Linked DNA regions of Homo sapiens: region 1 is linked to region 2. Evidence: chromatin loops called from intact Hi-C (ENCODE). Cell type or tissue: uterus. All regions are shown on one strand. Links, peaks and the distances in the headings refer to the core of each region. The heading gives the core; the rest is flanking DNA. Region 1 has its middle 15 kb from the start of DEGS2. Region 2 has its middle 83 kb from the start of EVL.

Region 1 (5,380 bases), core at 237-5,236, 190 kb after region 2:
CTGAGCCCTCTGGCGTATTCCTCCTGCAGGAGGAAATCCTCCCAACTCCCTTGTAGGTGCTGAAGGAACTCACCTTCTCTCAGACCTCGTGGCTACCTGGAGAGCCCCTGGGATTAGCTGAGTGAACACAGATGGTAGGAACCACACTGCCAACCATTGTAAGAATGAGGAAGCTCAGTGGATGATGGCTGCTTTCCATCTCTCAGTCAGAATGTCCCCAGTGAAGGACAGGACTCAAGGGTCAACACAATTGGCCAAACTCCAGGCAGTCACCTTAGTACTGGCTGCCTGACTGACACAGGGCCGCATCTTCATATTTGTTACAAACTATGGTGCCACTGGCTGAGTTGTCCCTTTGAGGGTCAAGGACTCTGGGACTCTTGCCTCACAGAGACCCAAACTTAAATCAAAACCAGAGGGCTGGGCATGGTGGCTCACACCTGTAATCCCAGCATTTTGGGAGGCCGAGGCGGGTGGATCACCTAAGGTCAGGAGTTCGAGAAGAGCCTGGCCAACATGGTGAAACCCCAGCTCTACTAAAAATACCAAAAAAATGGCTGGGCACGGTGGCTTATGCCTGTAATCCCAGCACTTTGGGAGGCCGAGGCAGGTGGATCACCTGAGCTCAGGAGTTCAAGACCAGCCTTGGCAACATGGTGAAACCCCATCTCTGCTAAAATACAAAAATTTAGCCAGGTGTGGCAGCATGCACCTGTAGTCCCAGCTACTCAGGAGGCTGAGGCAGGAGAATTGCTTGAACCCGGGAGGCAGAGGTTGCAGTGAGCTGAGATCATGCCACTGCACTCCAGCCTGGGCGACAGAGCGAGACTCCACCTGCAAAAAAAAAAAAAAAATTAGCCAGTCATGGTGGCAGGCACCTGTAATTCCAGCTATTTGGGAGGCTGACGCAGGAAACTGCTTGTACCCAGGAGGCGGAGGTTGCAGTAAGTGGAAATCGCACCATTGCACTCCAGCCTGGGTGACAGAGCAAGACTCTGTCTCAAAAAAAAAAACCCAAACAAACAAATAAACAAAAACCTTTCCTATTACCCTTTCCTGTGTTTAAAGGGGGATTTGTCTAATCTCTAAGATATATTGTTGAAACAAAATATCTTATGCTTTTAACACACTTTACAACTCCACCAAGATACTGTTAGAGACCTTGGAAATTTCAGATCTCTCTTCTTGGGTTATGCCATGTAAATGGGAAACTTGGTTACAAGCCAGACCATGAGGACACCTCATACGTCTCCTTGTGCCACCCCTTCCCACTCTCACATTGAAATGTTCCATGCTGTTTACGCTAATCTATGCCTTACTCTCTATCAGTCTCTGCTATCATCACCCCAAGGTTTCCTTAATACGATGTCAGCGCATCACAGGGCCAGTTGTATTCGCCATGCCTTTTTCTTTTCTGTAATTGTGATGCTGTGACATCTTGGGGCTTTGCTGACCCTGGAGGGACTGCCCCTCCTAGGGCTAGCCAATTCCTAGAGATTGCAAATGACCAGCTTAGGAGCAAGCCTTTCGGATGCAAGCTAGCCAATCCTAGCCCATACCCCACTATCCCCTCCATTGGCCTGTCACAGTCACGTCCAGTATTCCCCTGCCCTAATCACCGGAGGGTCAGTACCAGGCAGTCTAGACAGCTCTACACCCCCAGCCTCCTGAAATGATTCAAACCTACCAATCCCAAGCCTGCTCACCCTGCCTCACCCATTCCTTCCCGTGGAAACCTCAAGAAGGGCTTTCCCACATTTCCCCTCACTCCCCTGCCCTCCAGCCTGGCCTGGTGCGCCCCAGGTGGCCGTGTGTGGCAAGGTGTGCCCTCTCCTCTTGGGAACTGTAAGTAACAAATTCTTTCCAATGGCAGTCGAGTCCTGCTCTGTCGGTCGCACTATGCCAGAATCATAATAAAACCCATTTTAAAACATGATGGATCTCATAGCTACTATACTTGTTACACAGGTATAATCTTAAGATGTGTGCAGTTTAATTGAAAAGTGAGCATAGGCTGGGCACAGTGGCTCACACCTGTAATCCCAGCACTTTGGGAGGCCCAGGCAGTTGGATCACTTGAGGTCAGGAGTTCAAGACCAGCCTGGCCAACATGGTGAAAATGTAAAAACTAGCTGGGCGAGGTGGCAGGAGCCTGTAATCCCAGCTACTCAGGAGGCTGAAGCAGGAGAATCATTTGAACCCAGGAGGCGGAGGTTGCAGTGAGCTGAGATTGCACCACTGCACTCCAGCCTGGCGAGAGAGCAAGACTCTGTGTCCAAAAAAAAAAAAAAGAAGAAAGAAAGAGAACTGAGCACAACTTGAAACAATAACAGCAAAACCCAAAGTTACCATCTAGAAACATTGTAGAGAAATTTTTGAGTAAGGAGATGAAAACAAAAATCCCAAAGCCATAGAGCACGGTGGCTCATGCCTGCAATCCCAGCGCTTTGGGAGGCTGAGGTGGGAGGATCACTTGAGCTCAGGAGTTTGAGACCAACCTGGACAACATGGAGAAACCCTGTCTCTACAAAAAATAAAATAAAATAAAATAGTTGGCCTGGTGGCTCATGCCTATAGTCCCAGCTACTTGGGAGGCCAAGGTGGGAGGATCACCTGAGCCTGGGAGGCCAAGGCTTCAGTGAGTCGTGATCGTGCCACTGCACTCCAGCCTGGGCAACAGAGTGAGATCCTGTCTCAAAAAAAGAAAACGAGGGAGGGAAGGAAGGAAGGGAGGGAGGGAGGGAGGGAGGGAGGGAAAGGAAATCCCTAGAGCTTCCAAGAAGAAACAGAAATAAACTGCCTGCAGATGAATAAGTGAGACTGTCCACAGACTTCTCAGTGAAGCTGTGCACAGAAAGGCCATGCCGCAGCCTCGTGCATGTCCACCCCACTGCGGCCTCTCCTGTCTCCCACTATAGCCCACTATAGCCTGCCCCCGTAAGGCATGGCCCAGACCAGCCCTCCGTGCCTGCACGGCTGCATCTGGCTAGTCCACCTGAATGCACTCCTCCAACCCTGACTCCACGCTGGTCTCCACTCCCTCCCTGTATCCCCAGGCCTCTCATCCTGCATGCCTGCCCCAACTCTTTCCAAACCCTCATGTCAAGACCAAGTGCCACCTGCTCTGAGAGGCCTCCCTGATTTGTCAGCCTGAACTGATGACTTGTCCTTCTTTCCCCCTCTCCCCAACTCTGCTCACTACCTCGGTGGTCTTGTCTAATTCTCTGTCTTTCCTTTTTGGCCCAAGGGGCAGCACAGCCCCTGGACACAGACCCAGCTGAGATGGCATCTCAGCCTCTTACCCGCCAGCTGAGCTTGGGCAAATCACTTCGCCTCTGTGCCTCAGTCTCTTCCCCTGTAAAGTGGAGATAGCTACCCTACTTCCTGGAGTTCTCAGGAGCAGGAGCCTGTGTGTCAAACACCCACAGCCTTGCCTGGCACACAGTGGGCCCTCAGGCCACAGCAGTTGTCATCTGGGAGAACCAGGTGTCGGGGGCCATGGGCTGCTGGGTGATTTCCACAGGGTTGCTGGGAGCCTCCCTCTTGGGGCCCTCAGCCTTATGCCATCCCCTGAGCACTCTTGTCGCTATTTCATTTATGACACCTCGTTGATTAGGTCACTTTCAAACATGTGTCTTAAGGATAAAATAAAAACTGGTGGGTGGGGCTGAGGGGGTGCGGAATCCCAATTGCAGACCACACACAAACACACCCAAGCAGGTGCAGGCATTCGGAGCAGGGGACGTGGTGCCAGCCCCACAGGCAAGAGCCAACACCAAGGCAGAACCGGGCTCTACTCTGAATTGTGCCACCTTCATCCCTGGGCCGACAAATACAGTGCTTCCCGTGCCGTCAGCTGGGAGCCCAGGCCACCACATTTCAGCGCTTTACAGTGGAGGGCAAAGGGACTCCTCAGGAGTGGAGGTGCGCTCTGGCCCTGGCACATCTGGCTCGGGCGCTCCATGGGATATCCACGTCCCAAACCACAGCTCTGAAATACTCTTGGTTTCCCCAGCCAGGTCCCCAGCCCAGGCCCAAGAAAGACTGAGCATGGCAGCCAGGCACAGAGGCAGCCGGGCTTCTGGCCCCACCAGCATACAGAGACGCATTCTGAAGCTCGGATAGTGCGTGAGGTGTGAGGCTGCCTCTGCTGCCGGTGCCACCCAGTGGGAACCCCCTCCATGCCGGTGCAGCCCATGGACACAGGATGCTGGGGATGAAATGCTGACAGACAGGCAGGAGCCCACTCAGCTCCCCCCACTGACCTAAGGATCCTCCAAGGGGCTATTTCCGGTTGAATGTGATTGCATTTTCAGTGGATAATCAATGTTTGTTGTGGACACAAATCTGGAGAGCCCCAAAGACCTCAAACATGTCCCTCAAGAATGTCAAGGACGCAAAAGATAAATGCTTGAACTGGCTGGGCGCGATGGCTCACGTCTGTAATCCCAGCACTCTGGGAGGCTGAGGCAGGTGGATCACTCTGAGGTCAGAAACTCGAGACCAGTCTGGCCAACACGGTGAAAACGTTTCTCTACTAAAAATACAAAAATGAGCTGGGCGTGGTGGCGCACGCCTGTGATCCCAGCTGCTCAGGAGGCTGAGGCAGGAGAATCACCTGAACCCAGGAGATGGAGGCTTCAGTGAGCAGAGATCGCACCATTGCACTCCAGCCCGGGCAACAAAAAAAGACTCCATCTCAAAAAAAAAAAAAAAAAAAAAAAAAACTTGACCTGTTGGGTACCCTGATGTGGTTATTATGCATTGCATGCCTGTATCAAGATATCTCATGTAATCTCATGTACACCGTAAATATATACACCTAGTATGTACCCACAAAAATTAAATTTTTAAAAAATGGCAAGGAGGGCCAGGTAGGGTGGCTCAGGCCTGTAATCCTAGCAATTTGGGAGGCTATCGCTTGAGCTCAGGGGTTCAAGGCCAGCCTAGCAGCCTGAGCAACACAGCAAGACCCAGTCTCTGCAAAACACAAAACAAGAAGAAGAAAGTCAAGTCTGTCCCCAGTTCAGCGGCTCACGTCTGACTTCTCTCCTTGGCCTCATGCCCAGGGCACCTTCCTGAATCCCAGAGGTGAGCAAAACTCCACCTCCACAACCCCAGGGCACCCCATTGCCACCACCCCTCAGCCTTGGAAATGGAGTCACCAGGCATGAAGTTTAGATGTGCACAACCTGGCACCGAGTCCCTACGGTGGGACCATGCCCGCAGCGGCAGTGTGGAAGATGGGACAGACACAGCGAAATGCCTCCAGGGCGTGGTGGGAGGGGCCGGAACAGGGAGATGGCGCGTGAGTAGCATCTGTTCTTACAGCAAAACCTGTAAAAGTAAAATATACGTAGGTTTGTCACTAAAGACGTGT
Region 2 (5,380 bases), core at 253-5,252:
CGGGCGTGGTGGCAGGCGCCTGTAGTCCCAGCTACTCGGGAGGCTGAGGCAGGAGAATGGTGCGAACCCGGGAGGCAGAGCTTGCAGTGAGCCAAGATCGTGCCACTGCACTCCAGCCTGGGCGAACAGAGCGAGACTCCGTCTCAAAAATAAATAAATAAAAATAAATAAATAAATAAAGGATGGTTGTGTCTATACTGAACACGTACTGATATTTTTTCTTGTCATTATCCCCTAAACAATAAAGTATAACAACTATTTATATAGCATTTGCATTGTATTAGGTGTTATAAGTAATCTAGAGATGATTTAAGGTATATGGGAAGATATACCTGGGCTATATGCAAATATGACTCCATTTTACCTAAGGGATTTGAACATCTGCAAACTTTGGTATCTGAGATGGGTCCTGGAACCAGTCTCCTGTGGATACTGAGTATGACTGTATAACAGTTTTAAAAATTCATTCTTCAAATGGTCTGAAATATGAGATGGAGACTTAAATTATATTTTTCTCAAAATTGCTGGTCAGATACTTGATCATATCAGTAGTTTATGTGGTAGAGATAACAGCAACATTTTCTGGGTTGGACGGCCGTGCAGGCATCTGGATCCCAACATCCCGGGGTGCATGGTTGTGGCTGGTAATGCCTACATGAGTGAGAATCACCTCTAATTCTCAGAAAGTTACCTGCCTCCCCCGGGGCCAGCCTTGTACATGTGAGGCATGGCCAGTCCAGCCTGTCAACAGGTCTGGTTACGAGCCAAGAACCGCTTCATCTGGGCCAAGGGCACTTTATTGATATTGGAGTTCTACAGAATGCAGTGTGATTACAGAATACAGTATAAAATACACAGGTACAAACAGTCTCCATTTCTCACCCTTAGCCTATACTAGCTATCACAGTTGGGTCCAAATATATTTCTGAACCCAGTGCTGCAAATTGCAGGTACGGGGCATTTCCTAAGGTGGCTTTTGTAAGGGCTATAGGGATTCCGTGTGTATCTTTCCAGGCTCTCTTGTTCTGTCTGCCTGTTTTTAGGCCTATGCCATTACCATATTTACCTTGTGGGCAGTGATTTTAATTTGAGCGGCATCATTGATTAATGTTATTTTGAATTTTGCTGGTTTGGTGATTTTGTTTGTATTTAATTTATAAGTTTGTTTTTTGCTTATCTAGTTATATAAACATAAGACATTTAAACTTAGTTTTATAGTTGTGTATATAAGCTGGGTGTGGTGTCACATGCCTGTAATCCCAGCTACTCGGGAGGCTGAGCAGAAGGATGGCTTGAGGCCAAAAGTTTGAGACCGGCGGCGGTGGGCAACATATTGAGATCCTATCTCAAAAAAAAAAAAAAGTGTAGGCATCTGCTTTTTAGGCTTTTGGCTAGCACTTCTGTTGATTAAGAAAAATAATAGGCCAGGCATGGTGACTCACACCTGTAATCCCAGCACTTTGGGAGTTTGAGGCAGTGGATTGATCACCTGAGGTCAGGAGTTGGAGACCAGCTTGGCTAACATGGTGAAACCCCATCTCTACTAAAAATACAAAAATTAGCCAGGCGTGGTGGCGGGCGCCTGTAATCCCATCTACTTGGGAGGCTGAGGCAGAAGAATTGCTTGAACCCGGGATGGGGAGGTTGCAGGAGCCGAGATCATGTCATTGCACTCCGGCCTGGGCAACAGAGTGAAACTGTCTCAAAAATAAAATTAAAAAAAAGAAAAGTAACAATTATATATATAAGCTGAATGAATATAAATTAAATCATATTGTTTCACATACAGATTTTTCCCCTTTAAAGAGAATATGTGTACTGCCCATGTTTGAGGAACCTTGCAGTAGACTTACCCTGGAGATACAGTGGGTGCACAATAAAGCAGTAAAGCAAATATTGTAAGAAAGCAAGTCACATGAATTTTTTTGTTTCCAAGTGCATATAGAAGTTATGTTTACACTATACCATAGTCTGTTAAGTATGCAGTAGCACTATGTCTAGAAAATGTACATACCTTCATTAGAAAATACCTTATTGCTTAAAAATGCTAGCAAAGTGAGCATAGGGTATTGGAAAAAATGATGTCAATAGATTTGCTCAGGGCAGTTGCTACAAACCTTCAATTGGTAAAAAACGCAATACCTGTGAAGCTCAATAAAGTGAAGCCCAATGAAACGAGGTCTGTCTGGATAAGCTTGATGAAGGGACTCTTGAGTTGCCACATGAATGTATCGCAAGTGCTGCAGTAAGAGTGGTGGTAACTCAGGGGAAAGCACTTCCAGCTGATGTCGGGGTGAGGGTGAGAAGAGTGGCCGGTCCCTTCATGAAACAGTTAAGGAGAGTATGAAAACAGAATGGTATGATATAAAGAAGACAATACAGATAAGCATTGATCCTGCTCTTTACAGATAACCACATCAAACCTGTGGTGTAGTTCCTTTATCATTCCCAGGTACAAGTGAAACATTTTTACAAAATTGAAAGTGTACTGTATATTTGTATTGGGCATTGTACATTTGATATATGTGCACTTCCCCCTTACTAAATATTCTTTGAAAACAGCTAAATATTCTTTGAAAACAGTTAAAATAGCTGAATAATAGTCTGTCAGATGGTATACTATAATTTATTCGTAATATATATTTTAATGGTATTTTTGGGACCAAAGGGTATAAACATTTTAAAGGCTATCAATATATACTACCAGAATGTTAATTTTAAAGAAGAAGAAGATAAAGTTAGTGAATAGAAGTTTAATCCTAGAGGTTTAACTTGGAGGTTCTCCCAAAAACAAGCACCAAAGGAAGGACTTTGGAAAGGAATCAGGAGAGAGAAGTAAATGGGGTTAAGAGGGAGAGCGGGGGGAAAAAATACTGTACTTTGAAATGGTGTAGTTCTGTCTGCTCACCAGGGGAGGGAGCCCTGTTCCCAGTTCCTCTGTGAGCGATTCATACGAAGATGCATTGTCTTTGTCTTTAGGGCTGTGTGAAAGACATCTACTCTTCAGTTTGCAGTTAATGTAGGTATGTAAAGGGACTTCTTAAAAAGAATTTGAGTTAGATTTAAAATGTTTTAGTTTAATTTAACCCCTGTATACTGAGCAGCCTGGGTTTTAGAGTCAGACCTGGATTCTGCCCCAGAGGTACTACTTATCAGCTGACTTTTAGCAATTTACGTAACCTTTATGAGCCTCCGTTTTTCTCAAGTATAAATGAGGACAGTTCACTTTCTTCAGAGGGTTTTGTGAGGATCAAATGAGAATACATGAGAAGTTCTCAGCTTATGATATTCAGTAAAGGTTAGTTATCTGCCCTACTCCACCCCACCCCAGCCTCACCACCCTGTATTTATTTTCTAGGGTTTATCTTCCATGAGGATATGGGACAGTTCTGGTTTCAAATATTCTGCCCTTTTGTCAGATGACTATATGACTTCATATGTGATAAATTTTGGTTTAGAAACTGCAGTTGCTATTGATGCATCACCTTCTAAGAAAGATCCAGTGACATTCTCTATGAAAGATGAAATAGACAAAAGAAAGATAAAACAGGAGACATAATATTTGGACGTAGAGGCGATAATTGTACCAGAAAACTTAGGTTAAGAAAGAGTTACTTCAGTCGAGCACACTTAGCTGTGAAATTCATGGAAGTCATGACAGAAAGGGAAACATGAGCCAGTGTGTGCCTCTCCTTGGGTAATAAAGGAGAGACATGCCATTTTATAGCTCTAAAGGTGTGTTTCCTATGGAACTTAAAGAGACAGTGGACCTTACAAGAGCTTGGTTTTGGCAGCCGCCTACACCCTTCTCCAGTCCTTTTCCCATGTATTTGTCCTGGGCCTCTTCTTTAAAAGGTTCCAGCACTCTCAACCATTCTCTGGGTCCTGCCTGCTGCTCTGCTGCTTTTGTGGAGCTGTGTTTATTGCACTTATCTTCTCTTCTCCCTTCTCTCTCAAAGAATTCTTAAATAAGAAAAGATCTGTTGCTAAATCATGCAAGTTGATCTCAGTCTAGCTGCTTCCTTTTCCTCTTTACCTTGCTAACTTCTTAGCCTTCAAATCTTATTTGAAACATCACTTCCTCAGGGAGGCAGCCTTTGACCCTTAGCCTAGCTGAGGGCCCTTTCCTGTTAATTACCTTTGTGATATCCCATATTTCCTCTTCTGTAACTGTTTATATGTATGTAATTACTTAAAATTTCCCTGATCTACTGAAGGCTTTATAAAGGCAGAGATTATGCTTGTTTTGATCTCTGCTAGAACCCCAGAACCCCAAGCACTGGTACTTGGCACTTGGTAGATGTTTAATAAAACATTGACACTGCCACCTGTACCTAAGATGGATAGTTGATCGTGGCATTCATCCCAGTTTGGCATGGATCCTTCTAAGGACAGCATTTCAGGTGGCCACCCCCAAATCGTAGAAGCTAGCATCCAAGCAAAAGCTATTTTATTATGTGCTTAATGACTTAATGCATTACTGAGGTGTCAGTGATTTAGTCTGTTGTGTCCTTACTGCTGCCATAAGACATGATTTGTTTGGTGATGTGTGGATGGGTATTTTTTTCTGTGATTTCTTTGTAAGGACGTTATCCACTGTAACCCTTAGTATCCCAGATGTTTCTCAAACTTGAATATGTGTAGGAATCACTGGAGGGATGTGTATGTATGTATGTGTCTTTCCAAAATGGAGACCCCAGCCCCATCCCCAAGGATGAATGAATGCTTTTCTTTCTTTTTTAAATTAATAGACTTTGTATTTTAGAACAGTTTTAGATTTATAGAAAAATTGAGAAGGTTGTACAGAGAGTTCCTATACACCTCCTGCACACATATAGTTTCTCCTGTTAATTAACATCTTATATTAGTATGATACATTATTACTGATATGTTATTATTATCATTTGAGACAGAGTTTTGCTCTGGTCACCCAGGCTGGAGTGCAGTGGTGCGATCTCGGCTCACTGCAACCTCCACCTCCCAGTTTCAAGCGATTCTCCTGTCTCAGCCTCCCGAGTAGCTGGAATCACAGGTGTGCGTCACCACACCCGGCTAATTTTTTTGTATTTTTAGTAGAGACTGAGTTGCACCATGTTGGCCAGGCTGGTCTCGAACTCCTGACCTCAGGTGATCCACCCACCTGGACCTCTGAAATTGCTGGTATTACAGGCATAAGCCACTGTGCCCAGCTGACATTATTATTAATTAAAGTCCAGCATTTATTAAAGTTTCTGTTGTTTTTACCCGGTATCCTTTTTCTGTTCCAGGATCCCATTCAGGACATTTAGTTTAGTTTGTATATAACAACGTTAAGTTGTTATATCTCTTTAGGCTCCTCTTGGTGCTGATGGTTTCTCAGACTTAACTCATTTAATTTTAA

Evidence for each region. A loop is a pair of places that touch in the nucleus more often than their neighbours do. Peaks named below come from ENCODE experiments on the same cell type or tissue, not always from the same donor. Only the 100,000 strongest peaks of a DNase experiment are listed, where the experiment ranks them.
Region 1: it touches region 2 in a loop (3-fold over the local background); 3 of 110 quality-filtered maps call a loop at or near these places.

The regions. Positions count from the first base shown.
Region 1 is chr14:100,171,755-100,177,134 of GRCh38, forward strand. No RefSeq gene overlaps it. Among named protein-coding and RNA genes, the nearest start is that of DEGS2, 15 kb to the left of the region's middle. In uterus, for the core only: no CTCF peak of the experiment used is centred there; no DNase peak of the experiment used is centred there.
Region 2 is chr14:99,979,725-99,985,104 of GRCh38, forward strand. It overlaps a transcript of EVL not described here. Among named protein-coding and RNA genes, the nearest start is that of EVL, 83 kb to the right of the region's middle. In uterus, for the core only: a CTCF peak has its summit at 2,912 (motif pointing right); a DNase peak (open chromatin) is centred at 2,927; H3K27ac peaks cover 372 bases.